Regions from separate parts of the Mus musculus genome. Here all the other regions are linked to region 1. The links are chromatin loops, found by intact Hi-C in ENCODE. Cell type or tissue: left cerebral cortex. All regions are shown on one strand.

Region 1 (2,500 bases):
TATTCTACCTTGCAGGCTGATTACATTATCTTTCACGGCTTTATCGATATTGACAGAACACGTGTGGACTATTGACGACAAAAGCAGTAGCCAGAGGGGCAGCATGTTTATGAGTTCCCTGAACTCGGATTCTCTGAGGAACAAGGCATATGGGCCCCAGATGCATGCTTGCACACAAAATGGTTTTCATTACAGGCGAGGATTGCTGAGCTCAGAAACTACTATGTTTTATGGTGAGCGGCAAGCAAGCCTGTTCTTTGTTCTGTCGGGAGACATTACCTCATCTCAGAATTGCTCCTTGCAAACACAACTCTGAAATAGGGCCCAAAGAAAGTGATTGGCCTGGCGTTCTTGGCATACCCACCAAGAGCATGAAATGACACTGCTGGTGACTTGCCTCTACAGTGACAGAGTTCTGTCTGATGCCAGGCCTATTTCATTCCATAAGAGCACTTTCCTTAACAACAAGGGTCTTAAACATTGTTATGCCTCTTAAAATGGCCAATACCCCTTGAAATAGAACAATACATTAAAACCAGCTCTTTATAAACAGTATCTTTACTGAAGGCTGCAATATGTTACTCGCTGGTGACATCTCAAGGGCTCCAGTGGTTCTTAATACTTGTTTACGGCTCGCGTAGGGAAAGAGACACTCAATGCTCGCTGTGAAAACAATACAAAGAAATTTTACCTGGAAGCGTTGGTGCAAAATCTCCAATTCTGCGGCGTCGTGGACGTGCTTAGCGATTGTGACTCATACTCCAAGTTCTAAGGAAGGAACAATAAAGCATATGCTAAGGAGAGATGTGCAGGTAATCATAATGAACTAAAGAGTTGGAGATAGTTCATGCCTTCCGCTGGTTGAGACCTAAACATTCTCATCTATGAGCAGCAAGACTGAGACAGCATTAGCAGAGATTATGGGGGAACCATGCTTGTGTGAAGCATTTAAGACAAGGTCCTACGGCTGGATGTACGGCAGATAACGTGGTGCTTCTCAGCCAACAAGCGGTTTATAGAGTCTCTTTTCCAGGGGCAGGTGTATTATCCTAGAAAAAGAATGAGGACGTGTACTGGGTTGCTATATGAAGAGAATAATTTAATGGGGTTTTGCTCTCCGTTATAAACTAAGAGCTGACTGGGAATATAGAATAGACAGCAATTATACATCTGAACCAAGAACTCCTGCTAGGACAAAAAGCAACCTCTCCCTGTCAGCAGAGGGAGCCAGAGCATGGGCTACAGTCGCCTCCTACAGAGGGCTCTGCTCTTCCCTAGAGTTGCCACCCCCCAAGACAACTGTGACTCAGCAACAATACCCTGTTTGGGTGTTCAAACCCAATACACAGCGTTAGGGGCTGCGTTTGTCTGGCAGGATTAGCTCCAAGTTGCTACATTGTTCTAGGTGCCCTTGGATGCATGTCTGCATTCTCCTGAATCTCTAAAGAGCTGTGTTGCTAGCAACTTTTATTAGCTTTGCTTTACTCTAGAGGGTACCATTGGTGAATATTTGGTATGGCACAGGCCTACTGTGAGAGGTAAAGTATAAATTTATCATCAAGGACTGCACATTCCCTGAGAGGTATGTAGCCTATGGATATGAAGCAATATAAATATAATGTAAATATAGATTTCATATATAAGGTAATGTATGAAAAGTAGAAAATTGTAATTGGGTATCTCTGAGAGCAAAGTATCTTTTAGCCTGAATCCCCAAATAATAAGCACAGACTACTATATAATATGTGGTAGGAGTTTGAGGTCATGAACTGATGTTCAAGTCTTGGCTCTGCCTCTTGTTTTCAAGACTTGATTCTGAGCCTTCTTTTCCTGGTCTGAGAAACCATCACAGTACTGTGAGGACTAGTGCTTGCAGGAATTTACCTCAGTGCTGGCACAATGTAAATGTGACAGCTGGCTTTTGATATTGTTGTTAGCAGTCATCTGTCAATCGAGAAAGCCAGAACTCTCAGGTCCTGGAGAAACAGGGTTCAGACACAGCCTCAGTTAAGCTTGTTGCAACTCCCAGTCTCCCTGCCCTGCCCTACACAGCGCGTATCAAGCCTGCTACCACTTATCTCCTCTGCCTGAAAACACTGGAATTCAAATTCAAGGTTTTCCCGAAGTTTGAACAGCTAATTGTTTTCAGTTGTTCAACTACAGCCATAAACAAGGGTGTAGACCACCCCAGAGGACTTTTGAAGACAAGTGTCTTGGCAGAGAAAACCTGGAGCAACATTTAAGAGTTGGAACTTTTTTCCTAAAATATTTAAGTGCTGAGTTTCAGCCAGGCAAGTAACTAAACCATACTAAGCATCAAGATGTGACTAAAGGAAAGAGAATAAAAATTTCAAAGGTGAAGAAATGTAGACATTGAGCCAGCGAGAACTCTTAGCTTGTACCTGCTCCTGCTGCCAAGCCTGCGGATCCAAGTTCAGTGCCCAAGACCCGCAGGCTGGAAGGAGAAAACTGACTTCTGAAAGTTGTCTTCTAGTCCCTG
Region 2 (2,500 bases), 630 kb after region 1:
TTTTAAAATTGCTTCACAGAACCAAGAAAGTAATAAAACAAGGCAAGCCCAAAATACACTGGTGGGTACTTTAGAAAGGCTGATTTAGGAAAGGAGAAAGCTCTTCTGTAAGCCCACGATGCTATCAGGGCTACTTGGTTGGTATAAGTTAGTGGGCTGCTAAGTTAGTAGACTCCAACAGGTTTTTATCTAATGGTTACAGGATATTCTGACATAGAGTTGAGTGGCTTATTAAAATACTCCCATGAAATACCTATGTAAATTCCACGCTTTACCTTATCTGAGCCTTCTGAAAATTCGTGACTGTAATTGAGACAGGCTAATTCCATGACAGACTTCTAATTGGCAGTTCCTGGGATTAGGCCTAAAATCCTAGGCTTCAGGCAGCTAGTCAGAAAGTGCCCTACCATCAGAAACGACCCCCCCCCCCCCAAAAAAAAAAAACCCAACCTGGCCTGAAGCAAGGACAATGGGTTTTCAGCCCTCACACCCAGGCAATAGTTTCAGAATGTCCTTAAGAGAGAGTAGATAAGGCCACCTACCCCAGGATTCCTCAGGCAAGTTTCTAGCCACCACACCAAGGTTATGCTTCTGGAATGCCCGAGATAAGAGTAAGACAAAGCCCATCTATCCGAGAATTCCCCCAATGTGCAGCGAGCATACTTGGTAATGGGAGACTCCAGCATGCTGGACTTCGACAAAATAAAACACTCTGTGTGTTTACAAACTACTTGAGTCTGGAGTATCATTCTTCAGCGAATCATGGACCCTTACAACGTCCACCTCATCAAAACTGTTTCAAAAATTATGAGCAAATCGCTCAAGTCTGTACAAAATCATCCAAAGTTCTCAAACTGTACACACTTCCCAAACATGTAAGAAACCAAAAAGTTTACGTGTATTGGAGAGATGATTCTACGGGGTCTGCCAACCTTTTTACATTGTCACACAATGTTGTCGTCTCCAAAGTTATTATCAGAGAATCTCACGATCTAGTTTTTTAAAAGGAAGGAAGAAAGAAAGAAAGAGAGAGAGGGAGGGAGGGAGGGAGGGAGGGAGGGAGGAAGGAAGGAAGGAAGGGAAGGAAGGAAGGAAGGAAGGAAGGAAGGAAAGGAAGGAAGGAAGGAAGGAAGGAAGGAAGGAAGGAAGAAGGGAGGAAGAAAGAAAAACATCCCCCCACACGCTCATGTTTATAAAAAGACTACTTTTGTGGGTGGGCAAGGCTGGAATCCTTTGAGGCGGTTCCTGAAGTTCTGGCATCATCTCAGAGAAAAGGAGTTGAGACAGTTTTCATCCCAGAAACCGGGAGAACCAGTAATGCACCCTGCAAGGCAGCGTTTGAGCTACGTGAGAGAGCTCACCTGCACCTTAGAAACCACCTCTGAACACCGCAAGGGGACACCCCACCAGGAAGCAACGGGGCGGGGCACAGAGCGCATGCGTGCGGTCGGGGAGGCGGGGCAGACACCTTCGCCAAGTTCGGGGGGCGAGGAGGGGTGGTGGAACAGAGCGCCTGCGCCAAGAGCAGCCGGCCCAGCGGAGTCTGCGCGTTCCCGGGAATGCCGAAGAAGGCGAATTCCTAGAAAGGGAGGACGCCTGCGCAGTCCGGAAGGCGGGGACGCGGGGGCGGGGCGGGGCGCGGCGGCGGGGGCGGGGCGCCTAGTCGATTGGCGGGGTTACCCGGAATTGGTTGCTAGACTGGGCGCGAAGCGGTCTTCAGGTTTGGTCTCAGTTGCGCGGAAGTGAAACGACGCGGAGATGGAGGTGAGCCAGGCGGCGTCTGGTACCGACGGTGTCCGGGAACGGAGGGGCTCGTTCGAAGCTGGAAGGAGGAACCAAGATGAGGCACCTCAGTCCGGGATGAACGGGCTTCCGAAACACTCCTACTGGCTGGATCTCTGGCTCTTCATCCTTTTCGACCTGGCCTTGTTCGTCTTCGTGTACCTCTTGCCCTGGTGAGTATCCTGAGTTGCAGAGTTGAAGAGCTTAGGAAGCTGGCGGCTGCTTCAGTCTTCTCGGAGAGGGAGGGAGGGACGGCAGCTAGAGATGGCGGAGTTGGAAGAGCGAAAATGGATTTCCTTGACACCCCAGTGGCAAGAGGAGTGTGGAGAAAACTTGACTTCCCATATTTGTCTGTTTCATCACCACAAACGAACTGTTAAGTGTTAGAAACCTATACCCATAATTAGATCTATCGTAAATAATAAAAAATAATTACTAAAAACTAATAAAAATAAAAGTAAATAAATATCGTAAGTAATAAAAAATAGAGCATGACAGGTTAAATGTGATTATATCTAAAGTGATTTGAGTGTTGTGCGCCTGCTTAAAATGCTTAGCCCAAAGCAAGCCTTGTAAACTTAACTTGTCCATAACTTATGCAGATAAACGCGTATTATCTTCCAGAGTATCCCCAGTCCTACATCTGTCAAAGAATGGAGTATCTTGGGTTTCTTTGGCTCTCATTTTTTCGGTTTTGTGGCAAATTAGAAGGCAGAGA
Region 3 (2,500 bases), 170 kb after region 1:
CCAAGTGTTGGTCTTATAAGAATGCACCACCACACCCGGTTTTATTTGAATGCCACAGAGTATGTGCTTATTGTCACAGTCATACTGGTAAGCAAGCACACATGCCAAATTGGTTCTTGCTAGCCATATTCTTAGGCATTGACTGAAATTCCCAGGAGCCAGTAAGTGGAGGAATCTGGGGTTAAATGTTAATATGGGTTAATATATGTAAAGTTCTTAGTCCAGAACCGAGGATGCGATTGGTACCCTGTAAATAAGAGGTAGCAACTGCCATTCTAGCTCCCTGTGTGTGCACTGGGCTCACCTTGCCTCAGACTCCCTGCCTTGGACCTTCCCCAGATCCTGTAGGCAACCTTGAGGGTCACTCTTGGGTCACCCTGTGAAAACTCTGCTCATGGCTGTGCGTTTTAAACAGCTCAACTCTGAAGCTAGGGGACTCTTCTTGTTCTCTTAATAATATTAATAATAATATTTGGTGCCTGAATGATATGCAACTGGATTCAAGGTACATCTAAATGAGGGTCCGTGGAGCCCAGGCTACCTGAATCATTATCCTCCTGTCTCAGCTTTCTCACATGTTGGAATTACATGTGTGTGCCTGCCCCTAAGCCATACATTCCAAAAATCTTTTTTTTTTTTTTTTTTTTTTTTGGATTTTCGAGACATGGTTTCTCTGTGTAGCCCTGGCTGTCCTGGAATTCACTCTGTAGACCAGGCTGGCCTCGAACTCAGAAATTCTCCTGCCTCTTAAGTGCTGGGTTTAAAGGTGTGCACCACCACTCCTGGCTCATTCCAAAAATCGTTATGTTCCCCAAAGCAAATAAGACTTATGTCTGTAAGAATGTCCCAGAGTTTCCCGAGAGTATCAGTTTCCAGATGGTTAAGCAGTTCCTAAATGCAGCCTTGGTCTGCCTTCTCTTGCTAATAACCTGCAGTTTTCCTGATGAAAACTGGTGTCACTTTTTGTTGTCCTAAATACTCACATATTTAGTAAGAGGTGTCCTCAATTTGTAGAGATGTAAGTCTGTAACGTTTTAGAGATACAGTTCTGGCATCGTCTGTGACTTAGACCTATCTACTTAGGAGATCTTGTTTTCTCCATACCTTAGCACTTCTAAGTACATCCAAAGAGGCCAGGAGTTCAGCCTTGGAGTTGTTTGCTATTAAACTCTACCCTCTAGTGGTCACTCCATGTCACAGCAATGCAGCATTTGGCTATAGCTGTTTCTGGACACTATGGGAGCTTTTAAGATGAAGTGTAATAACATAGCACATTATAGTTCAACTTCAGAAAGAGGGCCTGGGTTGGCTCCATTCAAGGTGTGTGAAGTCATGGAGCCTTTTGTCACTAGCGTATTGTCTGCGTTGTTTGGGTGGAGCCGATTAGGGTTGGCCTGAAGTTTTACGCACATTAAACTTTCCTTGGCTAGACTTGCATTTACATTGTGATCTGACAGTTGATAAGACTGACGCTTTGTCAGGAAGGGTGCTTGATTTAGCAAGGCAGAAAATAGCTATCAGTACTTTGAAGACTGATAGAGAATTTTCCACCCCTGTGGACAGTGGGTGCGCTCAGCCTGGCAGGAGCAGGAGAGAGTAACTGGAAGCCATGTTACGCAGAGATTTCTTGAGCTGGGGAGCTGGGGAATCCATGTTGTTGGGAAATTCTGAGAAGACGCTCACACAGAAGGAATTTTATTTATCTATTATCAAAACAATATATCATCAAATACTTCTTTGTGACTTGTCTTGTTGGCTATGCGTTACTCTGTGCTGAACGCACGAGCCGGATCTTCCTTTGGTGCAGGGTAAGTGTCCAGTGTCCAGAATGCGAATATCTGCGATCCGGCACGTGCTTCCTAACCTGCAACCTTTCCGATCATCAACTTAGAGCCGCAATAGGAGCATCCATACCATGCAGCTTTGTTTCATAAGCAAAGTTATTAAAATATTGCATAAATTATCTTCGGTCCATGCATATAGAATATTATTTGGGGCATAAATTAATTTCATGCTTAAACTTTGCACTCCTAAGATCTCTAACTCTTTTTTTTTCCCTTTCTCTCTATATGTATTTATGTGTGTGTGTGTGCAGGTTTTTTAAAAATCTGAAGTCTAAAACATTCAAGTATTTCAGATATCAGATACGCAACCTGAATTTCTTTATAAGAAAATGTCCTTATGACATTTGGGCTTTCCCAGTCCCCTCTTGTTTAAAACAGCACATAGTCGTTTCATAGCCTGCATTATCTGCCACTTGTCAACTCTCTAAGGGTTGGGATACAACACTGAACAAATTCCTGGACCTTCTATTCTGGAGGTGGCATACGGGGTGACCGTAGGAAGGACAACCAAGTTAAGGGGGGAAGGTTTAGCAGGGAGGGAGCTGGGAGATGTTAGCATAAAGGAGCTGGGCAGAGAATGGGACTTTAGTGTGGAAGGGCCAGGCAGCGGAGGAGGTCAAAACGGTAAAATGAAGCAATGGGGGTCAGAGCACACC

The links. A loop is a pair of places that touch in the nucleus more often than their neighbours do. Peaks named below come from ENCODE experiments on the same cell type or tissue, not always from the same donor. Only the 100,000 strongest peaks of a DNase experiment are listed, where the experiment ranks them.
Region 2: a loop joins it to region 1, with 2.6 times the contacts of the local background. A loop is called at or near these places in 5 of 42 quality-filtered maps.
Region 3: it touches region 1 in a loop (4-fold over the local background); 5 of 42 quality-filtered maps call a loop at or near these places.

The regions. Positions count from the first base shown.
Region 1 is chr3:122,294,445-122,296,944 of GRCm38, forward strand. It overlaps Gm40190. Among named protein-coding and RNA genes, the nearest start is that of Mir760, 2.0 kb to the left of the region's middle. In left cerebral cortex, a CTCF peak has its summit at 1,212 (motif pointing right); DNase peaks (open chromatin) are centred at 186, 686 and 1,225; H3K4me3 peaks cover 288 bases; H3K27ac peaks cover 1,453 bases.
Region 2 is chr3:122,922,702-122,925,201 of GRCm38, forward strand. It overlaps 1810037I17Rik (RIKEN cDNA 1810037I17 gene), which reads left to right and starts at 1,696. Exons shown (of 2, transcript NM_024461.2): 1 at 1,696-1,955. The coding sequence starts at 1,759. It overlaps 4933405D12Rik (RIKEN cDNA 4933405D12 gene), which reads right to left and starts at 1,415. Exons shown (of 6, transcript NR_046036.1): 1 at 1,362-1,415. In left cerebral cortex, a CTCF peak has its summit at 1,389; DNase peaks (open chromatin) are centred at 1,514 and 2,346; H3K4me3 peaks cover 1,392 bases; H3K27ac peaks cover 1,002 bases.
Region 3 is chr3:122,465,075-122,467,574 of GRCm38, forward strand. All of the region lies in intron 3 of Bcar3 (breast cancer anti-estrogen resistance 3), which reads left to right. Among named protein-coding and RNA genes, the nearest start is that of Gm34349, 14 kb to the right of the region's middle. In left cerebral cortex, a CTCF peak has its summit at 1,176 (motif pointing left); a DNase peak (open chromatin) is centred at 1,176.